Regions from separate parts of the Homo sapiens genome. Here region 2 is linked to region 1. A link is a loop called in an ENCODE intact Hi-C map of the cell type or tissue named here. Cell type or tissue: Caco-2. All regions are shown on one strand. Links, peaks and the distances in the headings refer to the core of each region. The heading gives the core; the rest is flanking DNA.

Evidence for each region. A loop is a pair of places that touch in the nucleus more often than their neighbours do. Peaks named below come from ENCODE experiments on the same cell type or tissue, not always from the same donor. Only the 100,000 strongest peaks of a DNase experiment are listed, where the experiment ranks them.
Region 2: it touches region 1 in a loop (8-fold over the local background); 1 of 110 quality-filtered maps calls a loop at or near these places.

The regions. Positions count from the first base shown.
Region 1 is chr2:14,282,391-14,294,892 of GRCh38, reverse strand. All of the region lies in intron 2 of LINC00276 (long intergenic non-protein coding RNA 276), which reads left to right. Among named protein-coding and RNA genes, the nearest start is that of LINC00276, 110 kb to the left of the region's middle. In Caco-2, for the core only: no CTCF peak of the experiment used is centred there; a DNase peak (open chromatin) is centred at 6,642.
Region 2 is chr2:14,349,741-14,362,242 of GRCh38, reverse strand. The region is part of intron 1 of LINC00276 (long intergenic non-protein coding RNA 276); the gene reads left to right. Among named protein-coding and RNA genes, the nearest start is that of LINC00276, 45 kb to the left of the region's middle. In Caco-2, for the core only: no CTCF peak of the experiment used is centred there; a DNase peak (open chromatin) is centred at 7,802.

The sequences.
Region 1 (12,502 bases), core at 5,402-7,901:
ACAGACCTGAGAGAGGAGAGGTCACACCAGAGCATGTGCTCTCAAAGGCAGAACACATTATCCACAGATAACAGAAATGATATCTGTGAATGACAGAAAACAAATGGTCTTTCAAGTGAGCTGTATCATCCGGGAGGGTCCTCAGGGGGTGACAACGGCACCCAGTGTCTGGGTGTGGGACACTCATGGGCAGCCATGAGCAACACTCACAGGTGCATCAGACAGCCTCAGAGGGCCAGGTGCAAGGGGCGGCTACAGCTCGGTATCTTAGGGCCGAGTCCTATCTAATTTCGTGTGGTTCTGTTTTGGATTTGGAAGATAAATTGCAAAGAGAAAGGAGTTCCCAACTTTACAGCAACAGAAACTCTAGTCTGGATATCAGAAGGGAATCTCAGACAGGGCATAAGTTAGAGATTCTGTTACCAGAACAACACTACAATTCCTGAAGAATATTCTCTTTAAACAGTTCAGGTTATGTTTTATTATGAACTTTTATATTACCTATTCCAGCAACATTTTCTAAATGGCCCTGGGTGACTGAGGAGGCTTCTTTCTTCTGCAAAAACACAATCTTGGTTTTGATATCATGCACCAGAAATCCCTAAATCCCATTTGAAGTCAGGGGTAAATTTAGACCCCAGGGAGAAACTGGACATCTGTGGAGGAACCAAGAGCCTGTTCCTCATTTAAACAAAGCAGGCTTAGGGGTCTGGTAATCAGGCTGGTCTTACTGTGGATGCATTAATACAGTAGTTCCCAAACTTGAGCAGGCATCAGAATCCCCTGGGGGGGAAGGGGATTTTTTTTTTTTTTTTTTTAAACACTGATTGCTTGGTGCCACCCTCAGTGTTTCTAATTCAGTACATCTGGGGTGAGGCCAATTGTCTGTTTTTTAAAATAAGTTCCCATATGATGCTGATCCTGCTAAGGACCACACTTTGCGAACCACCTTATTAGTGCAACCACCTGAAGGGTGGGGCAGCTGATAGGTGTTTTCATAAGCCAATTTAGCCCAATGTATCAACAGAAAATACAATTCTCTAATGTCATTGTTTTTCCCTCCATTGAACTATGCACCATGCAGAAATAAACTTTTCAGAATGCATAGAAACAGGTGCCCACCATCCTTGGTAATAATAATAAAAACAGTCCCAAAAGAAATCCTGCATTTGGTGCAATAAACAAGCCTCCAAGAATAATCAGGTGCTGACAATTCCACAAACTTCCCATATATTCTGACATGCCAGCAAAGAACAGTTCTGCTTTCCTGACATTCTGAAGTTAGCATTTTATGGCCTCACCATAATAAGATCGTCCTGCTTTGGAGTCATTTGTGTTGTAATTGCTTTAAAATTTCAAAGAGCTCTGGATTTCTACACCTCGTTAAATTGGATCACATCAGGACAGCTGGAGATTTTTTATTTTTAAGCCAGGAAAGTGACCTTTATTTGTTCCTTACCCTTCTGTGTAACTTCCTCTGGTCCTGTTTTTGCCACTGGACACTGCTGGACTCTTGTCCACAGACCTTGGAAGCTTCAACGGATAGTTTATGTTTACTGCATATTCTGTTCTTCCTTTCCATGAGATCAAAAGAGCCACAAGGCACCTGTGGCCTTGGGTTTAAAGTTTATCTAGGGATTGCTCGAGCCTGACTAATTTACCCCATTATCCTTCTACATGCCCTTGGGAACAAGCTCTTCAGCAGCTCAGCCTCAGAAATATCAAGACATGGTGACAGGAGAAGGGTGAAAAGAAAGATGATTTCCCCCCTCCCAGCTGAGTTCTATTGTCAATTCAGTTTTTTCAACAAGCTAATAATTTTTGAGTGACTACCATGTGACAGGCGTTGAATTAAATTATGTAGGTACATTGTTTCAGCTAACTACATATTAGCACTATTAAGTAGACTTTGCTTAAAGGACTCAGATAGTGAGTGGCTCCAAAGCCTAGATTTCCACTACATCATGATGCCTTGTAAGCAGCATTTTTAAGGAACTGTAGGGATAAATTTGTAGTATGTATGACAAACACGCTAACCATACTCTCAGGAAGCTCAGAATCTATTTTATTACAGCAGAAAAATACCACGTTTTGTCAATTTTGAGACAATATTGATCTACATTTTAATATGTCTAAAATTAAAATCTTACAATTAATGCTGTTTTTAAAAATGCAAGCAGTCAGGTGGCTATGGTGACCTGCACCATCACGGACATGGTCACCCACAGCCATTCCTTTTGTCATTTCTTCTAGCTCTAAATAAGTCTAAAGCCTCTTTCAGTAAGTTTAAAATACTACTTTTAAATGATAAGAAAGCATTATTTCATAGTTTAATTGGTGGGGATTTTCTTTCTCAGGGTTACAAAAAATAATAGTGCAATTTGCTATGAAGAGTGTCTGTTTCCATGGAATGTGGTAACTGTTAAGAAACCACTTTCGTGTATGAGATAATAAGGGTGATAGACAAGGGAGCCATTTTGGAGTGGGGGCAAATCAGGCAAATTTTATGCAGAAAGAAACTTTTGCTGAGACCTGAAGGGAGTGGAAATTTGCAAAGAGGGGCATTAACGTGGGCCTTCTGGGCAGCGAGAAGGTGAGAACAGCATTCTCTGTTTTTGAACCTGAATCTCTCCTATTACCTTACAGACCCATCCCTCTATCCCTCTAGAAGGCTGAAAAAAGTTGGTATGTGTGTATATTTATATTTAATCATGTTTATTATTTGCATGTATGTTTATATTTATATTTATGCATATATGTATGCATGTATATACATGCATACCCATGCATGTATGCATATATAAACACATGCACATATGTATATACATGTAATATATACATACATGTGTAAATATAAATGTAAACATACATACAAATAATAAATATAAACATGTATGAAACACATAATGCAAATACTGCATTCAAATAATAATAAACATAATTAAATATAAACCTATGTGTACGAAAACACCTTCTGCTATCTCTTTCTTACTGTCTGTCTGTCCCTGGGTCATTCCTTTTCTCTACTATCTGCCCCCATGCCCTCCCCCACTGCCCATCTCAATTTGACTATAATTTGGATTTGAAAGTTGTCTTTCATTTAAAATTTACTTCATTTCTTGAAGAAAGCATTATGTCCTCTATTCATAATTTAAAATAAAGTGAGCTGAACATTTCATATGACCCTTACAGAGACAGCAAATGCAATTTGGATTCGCCAAATCAAGCAGCTCAACTTTTTAAAATCTGAGAAAAAATTTGAGATTTTTCAGTGTGTCTGACCTCCATGTTGGGACTGTGTTAGTGTTTTCTGCCTGCCGTGGAACTCTCTTGTCTTCCTGACTGAAACAGTGATTTGCTAGCTTGGTGGGAAGTGCTTTATGCCCCATCACTATGTCACCCTCCCCCAAAGCCACCAGGTTCTCTTTGTATATTTTGGAAGAAAATCTTGTAAAGGTTAATACATTTTTTCAATAGCGAAGCGTTAATTAGAAAAACCTGGTTAATCTCTTGCCTAAATGTAGAAGAATTCCTGTTGCCTGCAAGGCTGTTTCTGGGTGGCAAAAAAAAAAAAAGAAAAAAAAAGTTTTGGGGACTTTTCTCACAAGGTAAAGTTTGCAGAATAATTTCCCTGCCAGTGTCTACCTTCCTTTCCCGTCACACATGCTGCTGTGCTTCAGAAGGTGTTGCCTAATTCCAGCTCTTCCTAGATGTTTTTCTCTTGTTGTATACTTGTTTTGTTTTTACTTTTAAGTGAAATCATAACTGAAAAAAATGTCAAAACCACCACAGGGAGGCCTTCAGATGAAAAAGAGAGAAACACAATTACATTTGGAGTCAACATGAAAGGGATCAGCCGCACTGGAAAAGGCAGAAGATTGAGGGCATCCATTTTTTGTGTTGACTTGGTCGAAGTTCAATCTCAAACCTCTGTGTGACAATGCCACTAAGATTGTAGAAAGCACTAAATTCAGATCACCACCAATTACAACAGACACCTCTGGAAGGATCTTGGAAATGGAACTTAATATTTTCATGATTGTACACTGAAGTGATCATATTTTGGCTATATATTAGAATAAATAAAGTATATTATTAAAATCAAGTTAGCTGGTTTTAAATTAATTCAGCCACTAGAAAATGTAAGATTTCATTCGTGGCTTGTATATTTATATTAGATAGCACTGCTTTACGTAATGTTCACAGCATTTCCTTCAAAATATCCTTGGAGGTCAGCGTCATAACATCTATTTTAAAGTCAAATAAGCCGAGGCTCAGAGATGTCGAGCAACTTGCCCGTCACCCAGAGTCTATGCAGTCTCCTTTGTGTTTTGATTCTAAGTCAAATGAGTTTTCTTTCCAACGCAGTAGCCTCCCCTTTGCAGCAAATGCTTTCTCTCTTCAATGGAGTGTCCATCTGAGTTAAAATAGGAATGACGCAACCTCCCCAAATCGGCAAAAACTTGAAGAATAGAAAGAATGAGTGGATCATGGCCTTTCCAGGAAGCAGTCTGCTTGTCTACCTTAAGAAGAGACGTAGCAACCAATTACATAGTTAATGAGAATTACTCCAGAGAAGTCCAAGAAGGAAATAGAGAGGCATAAATAACCAAAAATTGATCTTAATGATGATATTCTGAGCAAAGTAATGCTCATCATTTCTGCATTTCCAAATGTCCTTCATTTCATTAACTGCTGATCTGATTCAGCATCTCCAGAAGAGTCACATTTGCATTTATAGATAGGATACCATACTCTCTAGCTTGTCAGAGTGATCCTCTCGCAGATTTGCATGTCCCCCTTCCAAGACTTGAGGGGAAAATGGTTGTTAACTTTATCCAGATGTTGTTGTGCATGTAGACCACAGAGAAGGCTGATCTGATTTACTTTTTCAACAAATATTGAAATTTTCCTTGCTGCGATTATTTAGCATCTCTTATACACCTAATTCTGTAAAAATAAACCGGCTTTCATGAATGGAGTAGTTGAAACATTGATGGGTTTCATGGAATGTGTAAGTTGATTTTTGCTTATTTGTTTAGTATTTCTAAACTTCAGATTATTCAGCTATAAAACAGAAATAATTCTTCTAATTGCTGAATTGTCAGGAAGAGGGAATGGGTTAATAAACCAAAGTCAACAGATACTGTGACTAGCACAACTAGGTGCTCAATTGATGATTTAATGATATTTAAAATTCAAAAATATTACCCTAGATGGTGCAATGAAATTGGCCTTGTTTGTGTTTGTGCTATATGTGTTGATGGGGGAATGGGTGATATGTACAGAACAGAGGACATTTATTCTAAACCCCATATAGAAATTTGTTAATCACTCGGGGTTCTCGTACAAGTTCAAAATGATGTGTTCAATGCTTTGTCTTCTATGCAGAGATCTGGAGAGGAAGACTGATGAGTAATGGGAAGGGAGCACTTGTGCTTTTGTTCTCTCTCTATACTCTCTTTAGAGCTCAGCCTTCTCATCTATTAGTGGACAGGACATAAGAGGATGATTTCTAACAACCTGTTCAATGTAACATTTCACAAAGTTCACATTTGCTCCCTATCCAACAGAAATGCATATTATAATATAGAAGATAAAAATAATTAAACTACTAACTATAACACATTCTTCTAGAAGGAAGTGGCATGAGGGAGACAGACACTATAGTCTTGGAGGGCAGAAGGAGGAAAGACCACTTTTATCTGGGGGATCTGAGAGGTCATCTTAGAGAAGCTGGCATTTGACATGTGTGTGAAGGATGGTCCAGATTTGTAACATGGAGATAAGGGTGAATAGAACTCCAAGCTGAGAGCCATGCCTGGGTGGGCAATGACATGGAAGTATGAGAAGGAGATGGCAAGATTTCTGCAGGGATGAAAGCATTGCTGTATTTCATATGTGGTGAGACTAGAAGCAAAGATTGTGTCCAGATTGTGTATAGATAATAGGGGTGAAATTTGAGCTGAGGATGAATGAAAAAAGAGGATACAAGTGGAATTTGCTGTGCTGAGTTTCCTGTGATTCTGGGGACAGTGGGGCAGGGAAAGGATGGCAGAGGACAAGAATCACTGAAAAATGACTGGCACTTTGAAGACCAGGAAGGATATGGGGCCTGAAAGAAGACATTTCATCAGGATTACCCCACCAACCCTTGATATTTTGAGTCAAAAAGTAACTTCGGTTATGTCGTATGTTCCCATTTCCTGTGTTGTCAAAACCTGTGGGAGAAGCTGTGAAAGTGAGACTGAGTTTCCTTTTCCCCACATCGCGTGGATAAACATGGTTCTGATGAGCTTCACGGGACCTGGCCCAGCATGTGGCACTGAAGGCTGACATAATCTGGTCTCCCAGCCACCCATTGCTGGAAGACAGCACCTGACCTGTATGCACATGCTTGGGGTACTGGCTAATCTCCAGATGAACGTCTTTCTCAAAACCCCACCTGCCGCAGCAGGACCTGAAGGATTCCCATGGGAGAGTGATAACTGGGAGGTGCAAAAGACCAATGAAGCCTTCAGCCCCCAGTGGCAAGTCCTCTAGACGCTGCTACAGGAGGATCCCAGGGTTTTGCAAGTCTTCTGGAGTGCTAGACAGGTTTGCCTTCATTCGCTCCCTGGAGACAGGACCGTCTGAGGCATGACTGGGCTATTCTTTGTCAGTTGTGCATGTCCAGGCAAAGGCACTGGATTTCACTGTGCACACACAGAGGGAACCTGTTTGGTGATCTTACTGAGACCTTAGAAGAAGATGCAGAGCTCTCCCTAGTGCCTGGGGGTGGTGAAAGCAGAGAAGCAGCAGTGAATATTGGATAAATACCTTTTTAGATTTCTTCAAGGAAAAGTAAGTTGAGTCCTTATGGCCTAATCACTTCTTAAAGGTTCCACCTTTTAATATTATAACAATGGCAATACAAGTTTTTTTTTTCTTTTGAGACGGAGTTTTGCTCTTGTTGCCCAGGCTGGAGTGCAGTGGTGCGATCTTGGCTCACTGCAACCTCTGCCTCCCAGGCTCGAGTGATTCTCCTGCCTCAGCCTCCCGAGTAGCTGGGGCTCTAGGTGCCCACCACCATGCGTTGCAATTTTTGTATTTTTAGTATTTTTAGTAGAGATGGAGTTTCACCCTGTTGGCCAGGCTGGTCTCAAACTCCTGACCTCAGGTGATCCACCTGCCTTGGCCTCCCATAGTGCTGAGATTGCAGGTGTGAGCCACTGCACCCAGCTAGCAATACAATTTTAACATGAGTTTTGGGGGATTTTTTGAACCATGACGATTACCAACACTGGGAAGTCCCACAACACCCCTTCCTGTCTTCTAGACACACTTCTGTGATATTCCCTGCCTTTCTTTTATTAAAAAAAGTTATAATAACCACTTAATTGTGCTGATACAATATAGCTCAATTTCTGGCTTTGAGCTATATATAAATGCTATATGTAGACTTTTTAGCATTGTGTCCCATTGTGCCACCACGAGATAACTTTCTTTTCAAATTAACCACAGATTTTAGGAATTTGGTAAATAGTGATCTAGTGGGTCAGGTTACATGTCTTAGAGGAGATAGGTCCAGGAGATGCTTTATGTGTCATGGAAGATAAAAGGAGACTTAAAATCCACATGGAAATCCCATACAATTGTGCTGGGCCCAGGGGAGAATTTCCATGCCTCTCTGTCTTAGTGCTTCTTGCTCCTCTTTCATAGGCCTGAGTCACATCGTTAATGCCTAAATCAGCAGCAGATTCATGGAAGGTGGAGTTCTTCCATCATCAGCAGTTTTCTTGTAGGAGAATCTGAAGGATACTCTCAAGTTTTCGGAGGCACATCTTGTTGCCTTCTCTCTCTCATACAAGATGAGATGACAAGATTTGTTGTTAACAACTTCTGTATCTGATAATAATATTAACTGTTTCCTTCATGATTTCATTCTTTCTTGAATGACCTCATTTCATTCTAGCTTCAGATCAGATATTATTATTACCAATTTATAAGTTGAGAAACAAAAGGTTGGAGTAGTTAAGTGGCTTGCTCAAGGTAACCGTGAATATTTTGAGATGCAGCAATGGGGTCTCCAAGGACAGGCTTGAAATAAATTTTTTGGCCTGTCAATGGGTAACTTACCTAAGACAAGCTACTAACACGTCTCTTCTTCAGTTCTGTATTTGGAAAATGGGGATGGAAAGACACAATACAAAGGAACCTGAATTTGAAGATTAAATGACAAAAAGTATAAAAGCATGTAACGTTGTGAATAGTACCCTGAAGAGGTTAATTAATGCTAGTAATAATTAACAGTAAGCTAAATAAAAGCTCAGTCCTGTTTTTGTTGTTGTTGTTGTTGTTTTGTTTTGTTTTGTTTTTGAAATGGAGTATTGCTCTGTCGCCCAGGCTGGAGTGCAGTGGCACGATCTCGGCTCACTGCAAACTCCACCTCCCTGGTTCAAGCGATTCTCCTGCCTCAGCCTCCTGAATAGTTGGGACTACAGGTGTGCACCACCATGCCCAGTGAATTTTTGTATTATTTTAGTAGATAAGGGGTTTCCTTATATGTTGGCCAGGCTGGTCTCTAACTCCTGACCTCAGGTGATCTGCCCACCTCAGCCTCACAAAGTGCTGGGATTACAGGCATGAGCCACTGCTTTCAGCCAGTCCTGGGTTTTTGACTATAAGTCCTGTGCCACTTTCAGTACAGAAAGAAGAGCAATCAGGTACATTTCCTTCATAAAATATTACCAGTCCGTTGTAAGCCAGACTGTTGACTAAAGTTCCTTAATAGAATATAACAATTGCAGTCTTTCATTATCAAAGGTCAGTACTTTCTCAAATAGAGAATGTAAATACAATCCTTGAAAAACAAGTACTTTCTTTATATAAGAGTTTCAATGGCCAACAATGCAGGTGATTCCCTACTCATTAGCCATGAGTCATCTAGCTTCAGAAGCTAGATCCATTCAATTACATATTTTCAAATTTCAGCTTCAGGTGTATGTAGTCATATTTAAATTCACTGAGCTTGATTTCTTTCCTAAGAATGAAATAAGACAGTATTATTTAAACAGGGCTGGCATAAAGATAAAATGGTATCCAAGAGGTAACATTATCTATCACAGAACCAGGCACATACTAAATTTGGAATGAATGTTAGTATCCTCCAAAAATGTTGGTCAACTGACTGAGAATAATATATTAAAGTAAATGTGTATTGACAAGCCTTTAACTCAGCTTGTAATTCTTACAAACACATAAAAACGTGTCTAGTAAAGTCAGTGAGCTCTTGGTGCATAGTAGAAGGAGTCAGAACATCCTCCAAATCTTGCCTTAGTCTCTTGCGAGCTGTGTCATGTAGGTCAATTCCAACCTTTAGAACCTCAGTTATTTTTAATTAAAAAATATGGAATTAATGATATCTATCTCAGAAAGGATTTGAGGATTTGAGGTTTTACTGTTAAGTCATATGATGCCTAATGTGGACCTCAACAAATGGTAGCTGCAGTTGTTATTTTGGCTATCCATGTGTTTTTTTCCCAACAAACTTTTAAGAAACACAGTTAAGAAGTTTACCACATCACATTTCCACATATGGAACTTCCTATGTGTAACTTTGCTGTGGTACTTAAAATATTGACTCTTAGACTGTACAACCAAATGTGAAATTTGACAGGGATTCCTGTGTCACATAAACAAGCATATTAGTCTGGGGTAAAATTTTGGACATTGATTTCAAAAAGATAACTCTTTCTCCTAATTAATATAATTTTTATGCAATGTGCATAGGAAGACAATGGAAATTGCAAGTAAACATGTAGTTTGGGGTGAGGGGGCTTAGAAGGCTGGCGTATATGTTTTATATCACACATTCATTGGAATTATTTTTTGCAAAAACCTTTGCAACTTCATCAGAGATAGTGTTCATTACCCCACTTTTTGTCCCAACAACCAGAGAAGAAACTTCAGATATCCCCAGACAAGGTGAAATTTGAGCTTTGATGCCTTAGTTCATGCTTTTGTCTAAGCAGAATATTCTAGTTAAATTCTCTTGCCCCTGGAAAATTCATACTAGTTCTTCAAGGTTCAGCTCAAATGCCATTTCTCAGATGAAGACATTCTACTGTCCTTCCTTTGAGGGAGGAATACTTTCTAGAAATTCAGTATATTGAAGTTAACTTAATTCTGCTGGCAATGTTTATATGCAGGACTTCAATCTACAGTAAGAAATTTTTGAGGAGAGGGATAGTATCCCATTTATCTTCTTCCCTTCTTATTGATGAACATAAAGGCATTTACTCACTTTTATTGAATCAACCAGTCAATCAATCAATGAAGAGATAAATAAAATCTTTTGGAGGGAAATTAATGTCAGTGACTCATCACATCTTAAATTAGAAGGGCAAGGCAAGGTTATAAATTAGCAGTTATAATAGTCAAGCAGAGTTAGTGAAAGGGTCAAGAAGTGATATATGGGGGAGATTTAATGGGATGGATGGCATAGGTGCTTAATCCAAGGACACAGGGGAAATCATAGATGCAGTAATGGAAAGATTATTATTTTAGTAGAACCTAAAAGGAAACTACCAGATTCTGCTCATCTCTTTCTTATATCCTGAATGCATTTATAAATTATTAATCTTAGAGAATTTATTATTTCCATAAAAACATGAATGGGCTATATAAATAACTAATGAGAACAGTTTATAGATGAAGAGAACATGTATGACTAGCTGTTTTGGGAATCCTGAAAATCTCCACATGTTACTCGTATTTAAATAATTTGAGAAAAATTTCCATCAAAAGACGTATGATTCTATAACAGGAGGTATTTTAAGTTCAAAATTTTAGTTAATCTTCCTAAAGACTTTAGGATCTTACATATTTAACCTATGCAACATGTCCTGGTTAAATAATAATTTAACATTACAGTGAATTTGGTGGTGTCCTGAAAATTAAAATGCAGAGCTTCTGATTAATCACATTATTGCTTATTAAATTGAGTGTTCTTGGGATCAAATGCCCTTGCTATCAAAAATCACTGGTGAGCTTCCTTTTCAAGTGTCTTTTTTTTCTCTTTCTTTCCATTTTTGGTAACTCTTTTTCTCCTTTACTTCTAAGTGATGTAGTGTGATTAATAATAAAATATTGCCTTACCACAGGGGGAAGTAATAATAAATGTAAAATTCATATATGTGTTTCCATCCAAACAAAGGTGTTATACAAATATAGAGAATGATTATGATCGCTGTATTTTGGAACTTGGCACACTAACCTGCTGAATTTGCAGTCAGGAATCTATAAAGTGAACAAGAAGAACATTTCATTTTTTTGAGCGAAGATAAAAATGGTACCTATTGAAGAAGCTAATTTTCTGACTGTCTAGTGATTGCAGTTAAATCTACTGTTTAGTAGATTTAACAAATCTTCAGAAGTTCTCTACAGGTAGGTATAAAATGAATTTGGATCTTAAGTTTTGCATTGCTCTTTCTGGGGGCTTTGTTTTCCTCACCCCAAATTCTCTCAATATATATTTCATTCTTTTACATTCAGTACTTTTTTTTTTTTTTTTTTGTCTTTTTGAGATGGAGTCTCACTCTGTCAACCAGGCTAGAGTGCAGTGGTACAATCTTGGCTCACTGCCACCTCCACCTCCCAGGTTCAAGAAATTCTTGTGTCTCAGTTTCCCGAGTGGCTGGGACTATAGGTGCCTGCCATCACACCTGGCTAATTTTTGTATTTTTAGTAGAGATGGGCTTTCACCATGTTTGCCAGGATGGTCTCGAACTCCTGACCTCAGGTGATCTGCTCAGCTCAGCCTCCCAAAGTGCTGGGATTACAGACATGAGCCACCACCCCCGACCTTGTTCAGTACATTTTTGAGTGTTCTTTCTGGGTTGCAGCCAATTCACTCAGGCAAACAGAACCAGGAAGATCCCTGTCCATCCAGTGACTTGAGAATGATAGACTGTGCCTCAATTTCTCTTTCTCTGAGCTCTTTTCTGGTGTATTTACCATCATCATCATCTAGCCTTAAACTGGTAGGGACTTTTGCTTTGGGGTTTTTATCCCATTTTGACACTGTCATTTCTTTGGGATAATGCTCTACTTAACACAGTATGCATCAACAAATAAATTCAAATGAGACATTTCTGCAGAGTTTTCTATACAAAATATGGATTTAGGACCAGTTCCATCAACTGCTCACATCTTTTCATTCATTAATAAACTAAATGTTTATTGATCAGCTACCACATGAAAGATACTTCCTTGAGGTACTGAGAATACACTAGTGGATAAGAAAGTCACTGTCTTAGTCACGGACCCCAGATGTTGAGATAACTGTTACTATGGAAATGTAAAGAGAAAAATAAATTGAAGGAACAAAAGAAACAGTATTTATTGAAAATAGTATTTTTTCAGTACACATGACGGTAAGACACTAGGTTCAAAAATAGTAAACAACAGGCCGGGCACGGTGGCTCACGCCTATAATCCCAGCATTTTGGGAGGCCAAGGC
Region 2 (12,502 bases), core at 6,593-9,092, 66 kb before region 1:
AAAATGCGTGCCCAAAACTTCATTAGCAATTTTAATTTCACCCCGGTCCTGTGGTCCTGTGATCTCGCCCTGCCTCCATTTACCTTGTGATATCTTATTACCTTGTGAAGCATGCAATCTCTGTGACCCACACCCTATTCGTACACTCCCTCCCCTTTTGAAAATCACTAATAAAACCTTGCTGGTTTTACGGCTCAGGGGGCATCACGGAACCTGCCGACATGTGATGTCTCCCCTGGACACCCAGCTTTAAAATTTCTCTCTTTGTACTCTGTCTCTTTATTTCTCAGACCGGCCAACACTTAAGGAAAATAGAAAATAACCTATGTGAAATATCAGGGGTGAATTTCGCCCGATATCTGGCTGAATTTCCCCTGATAAGGGAGAGGGAATCAAATGAGGAAAAACATGGAGACCTCAGAGTATCTGAGTTCTTCAGTGAGTTGCTAGTAGTTTGATCTGGTTGAAATGTTGAATGGGTGATAGGAATGGTTAGTAAGGCAGAGGAGGAAGCCTCTGTGAGTTTTTCATATACCAAGCTAGTGTTTGAACATTATCAAGATGTATTAGGAAAACTTTACAGGGTTTATGGAGGGGAGTGATACAGGCATATTTTACTTTTTGTTACATTTTTCAGTTGAGATTCCGACCATGCAAGTGATGTTCCTTGGTGCAGTGCCTTAGCTGTGATCTCTGAATATATATATGGCCAGACTAGATGCTTTAGAATTGTGCAGGGCTGTTCCTAACAAAGTAGACCCTAGACTTCACACACGTCTAACTGAACTAGAATCCCTGAAAATTAGGGCCAAGAATTTGAATGTTTCACAAGTATTTCTACCCAGCCATGCTTACGTTTGTGACTGTGGTTCTGTCAAGGAGCTACACACACTGAAGTCTTAGGGTGGAAATGAGCAATATGAGATGGGAGCAGTAATCCCCCAGCTGATCATAGCTTTCAAAAACGTGGTGATAGAGGCATTCAGTACTTCTGGATCAGGAGTCTCTGGGATTTGAGCCTTAGCATCATTGATGATAAAACGGAGCCTGACAAAAATCTTTCGCTACAACAATCCCGTGGTTAGACTGGGCATTTTTCTTGATACAATGTTTCTAGCTGCATTGTTCCTTATTGTGTAACATTTAACCTTAGTTCCCTGGACCTCCTGGAAATTTCATGCAATACCGTTTTAATTTCACCTGCAATGGTTAGAATGAATTTTATCTACAATTAAGAAATCTTAATCAATACATAACTACATACATTTATGATTGAAATTGTCTTAGGAAAAAAGCAAATCTGTTAGTATTAACTGGAATTATTACTAAAAAGTAATAATTTGTGATCAAGTCTTACTGAAAGATTCTGGAGAATTTTGTGATTTAAACTCCCTTTGAAAATAACTGCTATAGATATCATGGGCTTGCAAATCATTTTTGAGTTTATAAAGTGCTTTCTAGCACTTTTTCTTCTGCTTTATTAATAAATACATTAAGTACCTACTGTCAACCTTGTAAAGCAGTTGTTATTTTACAGATAAAGATTTTACAACTGAATGAGTTTAAATTAATTATTTAAAATTACATATCAGCCAATGGGAAGTTGAAGTTTAATTGTTAGTCTTTTGATGCCAAAATGCAAAGGCTGTCTAAGTCATTCTTATGGCCCTTTGGTGTTTATTGCAATTGAAGCAATGATTTTTGATATTCAGTTTTGATCAACATTTTTCAGCTCTTGTTATGTGTGAGACAATATGCCAAACACCATGTGATATACACATGCTTCAGATGAAAGCTTCTTTAAGACCTGTGGTACAATTAGGGTAGCACTTGTGTTCACAATTATTCAGAACTCAAGACAGAATGAGCTAGGTTTTATGGGTATCAGAGGAGGAAGAGATTTATGCCAACTAGAGTACCAGGGAGAGTTCATTGAAGAGGTGGAATTTGAATTGAGCCCTGAAGAGTTGTTCAGCAGAAAGGGCAACCTTCATGTTCCACAGGGCTCCTTGCTCAGAAGGCTCACACTCTTGCTCCTTGCTTAGAAGGCTCGCACTCTTGGTTTAATGCTCTGCTGTCTTGAATTCTTGACAATTTTAGTGAGGGCCTCTGGATATTTATTTTGCACTGGGTGCCACAAATTATGTAGCTGGTCCTGAGTAGGAATTCTGTGGGCAGATGTATTGAAAGTAAAGATGGTATGCACTTTTAAGTTTTATTTTATTTTTAAATATTTAAGCGCTTATTTTAGATTCAGGGGTACATGTGCAGGCTTGTGAAATAGGTAAACTCATGACTTGGGGGTTTGGTGTGCAGATGATTTCATCACCCAAGTACTAAGCATAGTGTCCTAGTTTTTTGTTTTTGGTACCTCTCCCTTTTCCCATCCTCCACTCTCAAGTAGGCACTAGTGTCTGTTGTTCCTCCTTTTCTATCTGTGTTTTCTCATTACTTAGCTCACACTTATAACTGAGAACATGTAGTATTTAATTTTCTGTTCCTGAGTTAGTTTGCTAAGGATAATGGCCTCCAGTTCCATCCATGTTCCTGCAAAGGACATGATCTTGTTCTTTTTATGGCTGTGTAGTATTCCATGGTATATAAGGACCATATTTTCTTTATCCAGTCTACTGCTGATGGGCATTTAGGTTGATTCCATGTCTTTGCTGTTGTGAATAATGCTGCAATGAACATATGTGTGCATGTGTCTTTGTGGTAGAATGATATATATTCTTTTAGGTGTATACACAGTAGTGGGGTTGCTGGGTTGAATGGTAACTCTGTTTTTAGTTATTTGAGGAATAGCCATAGTGTTTTCCACAATGTTCTACTTTGATGTATTTTGAGGATTTACTTCAAGATTTAGAGCTCCTTTTAGCAGTTCTTGTAGTGTTGGCTTTATGGTGACGAATTCTCCCAGCATTTGTTTGCCTGGAAATGACTATATCTTTCTTTCATTTATGAACCTTGATTTCACTGGATACAAAATTCCTGGCTGATAATTGTTTTGTTTAAGGAAGCTAAAAATTGGATCCCAATTCCTTCTAGCTGTAGAGTTTCTGCTGAGAAATCTGCTGTTAACTTGATAAGTTTTCCTTTATAGGTTACCTGATGTTCTTGCCTCACAGCTCTTAAGATTTTTTCCTTCATCTTGACTTTAGATAACCTGATGACTATGTGCCTAAAGGCTGGTCTCACTCCCACTGTGCCCCTGCAACAGCACTGAGTCTATTTCCAGGAAGCTGGAGATCAGAGCTGAGAACTTGCACCAGACCACAAGCCTCGCCGTTGAGAAAGCAAGCCAACTCACAGTTTTTTGGCATCTCCGAGAGCCTGCAGCAGTAATTCAGTTTCTTCAAAGGGTTGTGGATTCTCTCAGCTTTCCTGGTGTGTTCCTGAGGTAGTTCTTGGAGCAAAAGTTCACGATGTGAGTCTCCACACGCTGCTCTGTCTGTCTGAGCCGGGGCTGCAAGCTACTTCTGCCTCCTATTCATCATCTTAATCCAAGAATATCTCCATTCTCTTCTTACATTGTCATATTATATCAGTAATGACTTCCCTAAATGTATCAACTGGCCAGGCATTGTGGCTCAGGACCGTAATTCCAGCACTTTGCAAGGCTGAGGCGGGAGGATCACTTGTGCTTGGGAGTTCGAGACCAGTCTGGGCAACATGGTGAGACTCTGTCTCTACAAAAAATAAAAAGAAAAATAACTGGGCGATTACACCACCACATTCCAATCTGGGTGACGGAGTGAAACTCTGTCTCAAAAAAAAAAAAAAGAATAAATAAGTGTATCAACTAAGTCTCATCTTTTCTCATAGTTTCCTTCATTTTTCTTTTTGCCACATTTGAGGAGTTTGCACTGGTTTTCTAAATGCCAATGTACATTCTGGTATGTATTGGGAGTTTATTGATTTTGCAAACAAACTCTGTTATTTTCAAGAACTCTATCCCATGATTCTGTTTGTTTCCTCCTTTTCAGACCTGCCAAGCTATTATTTTAATTAATCCAATATCTACTTAAATTTTATTAATGTCTGGCATTTTAATGTTTTATATGTTAAGCTTACCTTTCCCTTTTGTCTTTTGAGCGGCTGCTGCTTTCTATATTTCTTGAATATTGTGTTATTGTTGTAATTGGTTTATATTTATAAATATCTGGAAAGACCAGTTTCAATGATAATATAGACTCTATCTTCTGTAGTGAAGACACTCTATTGTTTTCTTCTGGCCAGAGAGTCTCCTCTAAGATTTGGAGTGATTACAGAATCTGGGGGTAACCACACGCCTCTTTTCCTTATATGTTGCCTACAGCAAATAAGGAGTTGTGACAATCTAACCATGCCTAATGTAGGAGGCCGGTGGAGTGCCTGCCTTTTAAAGTACTTGATGACTTCTCCATTATTAATTGCTCTATCCTTCAGCTTTTGATGGTGAGATTTAGGGGGCTGTATCCTGTTGAAGCTTCGGTAGAGAGTGGAATACAAGGGAGGAGCGAATTAGGAGTAGAAATATAGGAAATTTCCTTTTTCTTCTAGTGGCAGCTCTGAGTTAGCTGGGGTGTGCCCTTCTCCTTTCTTTTGTTTCTTGATGACTTCATATTCTTGTTCTGTACCCTAAATTTACATTAAAAGTACAATCTGTTTTAAATGTATTTTAATTGCTGGAGAATTATTCAGTCTACAAAACTAAATTGGCAAGAGACTGACAAAATCTATACTTCCTTTATAGCTGTGAACTCCACCAAATTCCTATCTGCATGTGGCAAAAAACGAGGTGGAAGGAGAAAGGAAAGTTAACATTGGTATTTTGTGTGAGTGGGAAAAAAATTTCTCTTTTTTTTTGTTTTTAAATAATATGTTTAGGACAGTTTGGGATTTACAGAAAAACTCTAGTTTTCCCAATTATTAACAGTATTTATACGGTACATTTGTTGCAATTAATGAACCAATATTGACATATTGCTATTGACTAAAGTCCATATTTTATTTAGACTACCTTAGTTTTTATTTAATATTCTTTTTTTGTTCCAGGATCTCATCCAAGCTACCATCATTGCATTTATTCATGTCTCCTTAGGTTGCTCTTGGCTGTGACAGTTTTTTGTGTTTCCCTTGGTTTTAATGACCTTGATAGTTTTAAGGAATATTTGGTAGAATATCACTCAATTGGAAAGTCTATTTTTTTTCTCATGCTTTGACTGGAGTTGTGGATTTTGGGAAGGAAGTGAAAAGGGGTTAAGTATTTTTATCCCATAATATCAAGCGTGAGTATTTTCATCTCATAATATCAAGCGTACACACTAATTTTTTTTCTGTTTTATAAGAGACAGGGTCTTACTCTGCTACACAGGCTAGAGTGTGGTGGGATGCTCATAGCTCACTGCAGCCTCAAACTCCTAGGCTCAAGTCATCTTCTCACCTCAGCCTCCTAGGTCCAGGCCCAGCTCATTTTAAATTTTTTTTGTAGAGACAGGTCTTGCTATGTTGTCCAGTCTGGTCTTAAACTCCTGGCCTCAAAGTCTCCTCCTACCTTTGCCTCCCAACGTTCTGGGGTTACAGGGATGAGCCACCTCACTTGACCCATACCATTATTGTTAATGATAACATTGATCACTTGGTTGAGGTAGCCTTTGTCAGGTGTCTCCATTATCATGTTTTTTTCCTTGCATTCCTCCTTTTCATGCTAAATTCATTGGAAATTAGTAACTACACCCAATCCATACTTAAGAAGTGGACAGAATATTTACATAAATTACATGGAATTTTTCTACATGGGAGATTTGTCTTTTTCCCTTCATTCATTTATTAATTTATTCAATATTTTATTTATACTAGTACAAACCCATGTGTATTTATTTTATACTTTGTGTGATAATACAATACGGCTTTATTTGGTTGCTCAAATTGTTCTAACCTTGGTGCTTGGGAGTTCATTCAGTTGACTCCTGTGTCCTTTTGACATACTGCCGTCAATATGGGTTTTCCTTTCTCTCTCTCTCTCTCTCTCTCTCTCTCTCCTCCTTTTAGTACTTATTTTCTGGCATGTATCCCAGGCTCATTGTGTATGTTTTCTGTCCCAATCTTAGAATTAACCATTTTTCCATGTAGTCCTGGCTCCTTTTATTGGAGAATATGTTAGAAACCAAGATCTGGGTGATAGGTGTGTTCTTTGCTGTCAGGGTTTTATATCTAATTTCTCTCATATGATAGAAAAAAATCTTTCTTTTATATTGTAGGGGCAGAAAGAAGGTGATCTCTTTCTCTATGACACCACTTTAACAAGACAGATTAACAAGAGAAAAGCATAACAACTTTATCACATATACATCTATGCACAGGAGTCACACATGATATAAAATCTCAAAGAAAAGGCCAAATGTTTGATGTTTATATACCCACTTCAATAGGGAGATGGAAGTAGGGGAAATGTGCTCAATTCTTTAGAAGGATAAATGATTACTAGGAAGAATAAATGGACATCAGGAGACAGAAATTAACTTGTAAATAATTATCTTTATAATTGGAATGAGACTGAAAGGAAGACATCATCTGGTGAAAGTCCATCCATGTGTGGTTGCATTCCTCAATCTTCTTTCTTGCTATTGGTAATGAGGTTTCTGGGAGGGGATGGAAGGCGATTCTGTTCCTCTTTGGGAGTCCAGTTTCTAGGTAAATAAGGGAACCTCAGAGAAGAGCTTCATCCTGTGCTTTGGGAGAGACAAAGGATTGAGAGAATTGAGGGATGGGATCAGAGAGACCTTGAGGCTCTCTACATTTGCTCCTTTAGTTCATCACGTCAAAGCACCATATATTAGGGCATGATTTTCTAACCTTAACAATGTGTAAATACCGTGTGGTTAAAAGGTGAGAAAATAATCTAATTCTGGGATTGTGAATATTTGTGTAGCCTGGTCTGTTTTCTATATAATGCTGACCACAGCCAAATTATGGCTCAGTGTTTAGCATTGGCCTTCTTGAAAAACCACATGATATACAGAATCTGTCCAAGGCATAGAAATAGTAGAAAATGTGAAAATCACCCTTACTTGGGGTATCTCATATAAGCACATTGGGATTCTCCACACACTTTTAACCATTAATTCTTGCTCCATATTGGTTTTCTTTACATTATTCTGAGCTTTCATTTGCTATAATAGTTCAAGTTTAACACCCCCAAATATTGGCATCTTTGATACTTGAGTATTTCTTCTTTATTTACAACTTTGTACTTACATTTGAAGCTTGGATTGACCCTATTGCTGCGATTAACCTCACTGCTTTACTCTTCCTATGAAAACCCCACTAGTTTTTTGGGTTTTTTTTTGTTTGTTTTTTGAGTTGTTATTGCCTTTTGCCATTGTGGCTTTTCCCTCCTAAAGAAGTTATTACAGCAGGTATGGGCCAGTTTCATGAACCTGACTTAGCAACATGCAGGGCTTTGGTTAAGTTAGCATATTTTGCAGTGGGGATGCCTTTGGAACAACTGATCTTAACTTTATTTCAAATTAGGATGAGCCTCTCCCTAGAGTGCTTATCATAAAGGGAAAGCTCTGATAAATAGCTGAGAGTCTCTTTCAACTTTTTATAGCTCCGTCCAAACCATAATTATAAAACATTAAAAACGTGGATTTACAAATTGAGAACGTGGATCAGAAGAACATTTCAAATTGTGCCTCCAGTTAGCAGACAAGATGGATTCCCTGTGGCTCAAAAGTTACAAGCAGAACCAAGAGGCCATGGCAGGGTGAGAGGGCAGTCACATTCTGTTGTGTCCTTAGAAAGTGTTGCAGAACCTGTTTTTCTGCAACTGAGTCAAAGAACAGTTCCTGAAAAGTACTGCAGCTGGAAATTTCCCAGCTGACCGCTAGCAAGTCACCTGGAGCCAACCAGCTGACCACCTGGAACCAGCCAATCAAGAAAGACTGATGATATGGGGCTTAAAGGTCATCTGGTCCAGACTCTGTTCCTCATTCCCCTGCCTCCCCTTCCCTGCCCTGCAGTTTTTACCTTCATAATCTCCTGCATTCCAGACCCTCTTCAAAGTGCACTTTCATCTCCGCAATCTGCAGATTGCTTTTAGAAAATAAAGTTGTAGGTTGACTGTAGTTAATAACAACTTAATTGAATATTTTAAAATAAGTTAAAGAATGTGATTGGATTGTTTGTAACTCAAAAGATAAATGCTTGAAGGGAAAGACACCCAATTCTCCACGATGTGCTTGTTTCATATTGCACGCCTGTATCAAAACATCTCGAGTACCCCAGAAACATATACACGTACTATGTACCCACAAATATTTAAAATAATAATAATAAAAAGAAAATAATAAAGTTGTTTTGCTTTTGCAGATCTCATTGGTCTTTTGTTAACACACAGTTTTTCCCTTTGTTGTTTGAACAGAGCATTGGAATAATCTTTTACTTGTTTGTGTTTACAAATTTAATTTGTTGCTTTTGAGATCTCTGAGCATTTTCCAACACTAAATTTTAGATTTAAACTATCTCCTGGCAATGTGTTGCTATCTACATGAAAGCCCTTTCTAAAATGCAAAGGTAGCCACCCACATTCTTACAGGAGGAATTTCCTGTCACCTCAGAGATCTAGTCCTACCCACCTCTTCAGTGGTATCTTCTAATCCTTTGCCATTTACAATTTTTCCTGGATATATGCTCACTGTCTTGCAGTGAATATGCCAGGTATCCCCACACTGTGTCATGCCATCTTGGTGTGCCTTATTGAAGTGCTTTGAACTCAGACTATGTTCAAATACTAATCATTCCATTTGCGAAATGCATCACTTTAGACAATGCTGGTATGTTTTCATTTTTTTTTTGCCAATTCTAAAATGGGGGCCAAAAGTATTGAAGCTATTATGTTATTAAATTTTAATGAGATCACATTATGTCAAACATTCATTATTTATCATGACACATATGGATTGTGTAAATATGTTCAATTTTTCTTCATCTGGATAACTTCTATTCATCATTCAGGAATTAGCTGAGGTTACCCTCTTCTCAAAACAAGCTTTCATTCCTTATCCCTCTCCTCCCCAACCAAGGTTATTGTAATGATCAGTCTTGGCTAGATAAACTGTATTTTTACCTATTTTAAAATCCTCAGGGATTTTCCTTTTCCCTGACTGTGTTTGTCATTGAAATATTTACTGAAATAATGAACATTAATTGTGTTGGCTGGCCAATAGAATTAATTAAAATAAGCTTACATGTTTTGACTTAAGATTGTATCCAAATCGAAATAAATATGAGCACAAATCAAATATCCTAATCTAAGCTCTCTGTCCTCTACATGTTTGTCTTAACTATGTTTTTTTTTTCTAGACAAGTTTAGAATGAATGAAAGGTTTACTGTTTCATCTAAGGCATTATATACATGATGGCATAATGCCTTAGAGACCATTTCAGAGAGATTTCTTTTGAGATTTAAATTATTACCGCTTTAGGGTTTTCTCCTTATGTTTGAGAACAATTCAATTAAAATACCTGCATAATCAGTGCATATGGAATTCCTTGGATTCTAATCAATATTTTCTTACTGGAACCTCATTCTCAATTTCTATATTTTAGAAACCAACCAACCAGTGGCTCCACTAAAAACCCTCAACTTCACAGGAAATGGTAGACCTGACCTCTGCCTAATTTCACCTGTGCATCACAACCAATCCCATGCATGTCAGAAATACTTCAACCTCAACCTCAGTTGACTGAGCCAAATTCAATCTCATGCCACACTATCACTTTAGCTGATGTACTGGTAAAAACAGTTTGACTATGTTTCTGGATTAGCTATTGGTTAATAACCACCTAATTGTCACATCAGATATAAGCACCACACTTTTAAACATGCTAATACAAGACCTGTAACTCAGCCCCTGGCTTGATAGTAAATGGTTCATTTTCACATCCTAGGTCAGGCATTCATTAGTTGTTTGACTTCTGTAAGTCATGTAATCTGTGGTTAGTCTAACCTAGCAGTTAGACTCAAAGTGTGGTTATGAGGTTCCTGAGGGTCTCTCTTCAGTTTCTTTCAGAGGATCTGCAAGCAAAGTAAAAACTATATTCACACTAACACTGACATTACTTGCCAATTCTATTCTCTGTCTCTCATAAGTGTACAGTGGAGTTTCCCAGAGACTACATGACACATAATACTGCACAAAAATTGAATGCAAAAGCAAATGTGAGAATCCATCAGTCTTCTTTTAAGCCAAGTCTTAAAGAGATTTACCAAAAATGTAAAATAATGGCCATCTTCTCAATCATATTTGCTTGTAAAACAGTAATTTTTATAAAATACATTAACATAAAATGGGTTTATGGTTATTTTAAATGAAAATAATTTAGTTTTTGCAATACAGTAGTTATTGATGGAGACACTCCATATAACGAAATCTCTTAGGCATCATCTGTAATTTTTAAGACTATATAGGGATTCTGATCTTTCATATATCCCAAATAGAATAGTTATATCTGGGGTTATTGTGAATATTATATAATATAAAGCACCTACAAAGTGCTTTGTGAACTACAATACACATTATAATAACAGGTAATATTATTCTTATTAACATTCATTTTGGAAGGGTCAAATATTTTGAATGCCAGTGGAAACAATTTAAATCAACCTCCTGGTTTCCTTCTACCTCTGGATAATCCTTCATCTGTTAGTGACAGCTGGAGAAGTAATAGTAATCACAGTCATGTGTAAATCATGGGTTTTCAGTGTTACTTATAGATTAAAGGGTCTCTTATTTCAAGCTACCAGCAGCAGAATATGTTGTCATGATAGGTGTTTAAAATATTAATCTAGATTTTTTTCTATAAGGGCCAATTATTTGTCTAGGCACTCAAAATACAAAATTAAAACTATTGCACCTTTCCTTAAAGACCATCTAGTGTAATAAAGAAGGCATGCATATTAGTGGGTTATCTTAATACTATATGATGAATACATCAGTGAGAGTTAAGGCAGGGGTACAGTGGGAACACAGAGGCTGGCCTATAATTTTGTATAAGGAGCATTAGGGAAGGCTTCCTGGATGAGGTCTTATGTCAGGCTAGAGTGATTAGTTGGAGTTATCCAGATGAGGATGTGAAAGGAAGGGAAGGAGAATGTAATATAGGTGGGGAAATGCACAAGACATCACAAGGCACTGATTGCACAATAGATTTGTGAGCAAGAACAAGATATTTGGAATGACTGAAGCATAAAGTGGGAGGCAGCCAGTGGGAAGAAAACAGGCTGGAAACCTAGGGTAGAAAGTGAAAGTCTTTATAGGAACCTGGACTCAATCCTATGTGGCATTTAATTGAAGGGTTTAATTAGAGGAGTAGAATGGTCACATTTTTAATTTAGAAAGTTGAACATATTCTCAAACGTTATACAAAATTGTCTTGCTTCATGGCATAAACACTGCAGTCATTGATAGAATTGGCCTCAGTTTTGCTAAGTACAGTGAAAGATCACATCTCATTTCCCAGTTGCAATAATTAGTTTCTTAAACCATAAGAAAAAACAAATGAAGAAACACAGCATTTAATTGTCCCATTTAACATGAAATTTGGAGGTAGGTAGTTCAAGTACTCAACTGTCTCCTTCCCTTGAAATCACTGCCTTTAGCTGTCAGTAGTCTTCCCCTCAGGTTTACCAGATGACCGCTGTGAATCTAAGCATCAAGTTCTCACACAACAAAGTCTAAAGAAGGAATGGCATATTTTTCTCATATAACCATTTCTTTTATCACAAAGGAAAATAATTTCCAAAAGTCACCTTGTAGACTGGTTTTGTCTCTCGGGCTAGGAGATATGTTCTTACTACCAGAACAATCCCTATTAGATAAATCATGATTTATGCTGAGAATGGGGTCTGGATACAGTTCTGTTTGAATAGAGTAAGGATTCTGGGAGCAGGCAAGTAGAGGGCAACTAGATGTTAGATAAACATCAACACTCCCTACTATGCTAGATTAGTTCCAAAATAGAAATACAGCCACTTGACCCAATGGTAACATACCCCATTCTTTGTAATGGTTTTTCATTCTGATTCAAAAATACGATTTGGCCTGTATTACTCCTGGAAAGTCCCTGGGCTTCCAATGGCTCTCTGATTAGATTGCAAGGCCTGTGCTTTGGACACTCTCTAGCTCACCATGCATGCACACACCAAGGCACTCAATTGCCCCCTCTCCACAGCTCCTGCGTCTTTGTCTCTAATTTCTCTGTTTTCAGCCCCTTTCCATCAGATCTTTGAATCTCAATCTCTCTCTCTCTCTCTCTCTCATTTTCTCTCTCTCTCCCCCTCCATCTCTCAGGTTCCTGGAATCTACTCAACCAAAAAGAGTGATACATACATTTTAGTGTGAACTGTTTTGTTTTTTTTTTAATTGCTGTTTGTTTGTTTGTTTTTGAGGAGGAGTCTCGCTCTGTTGCCAGGCTGGAGTGCAGTGGCATGATCTCAGCTCACTGCAACCTCCGC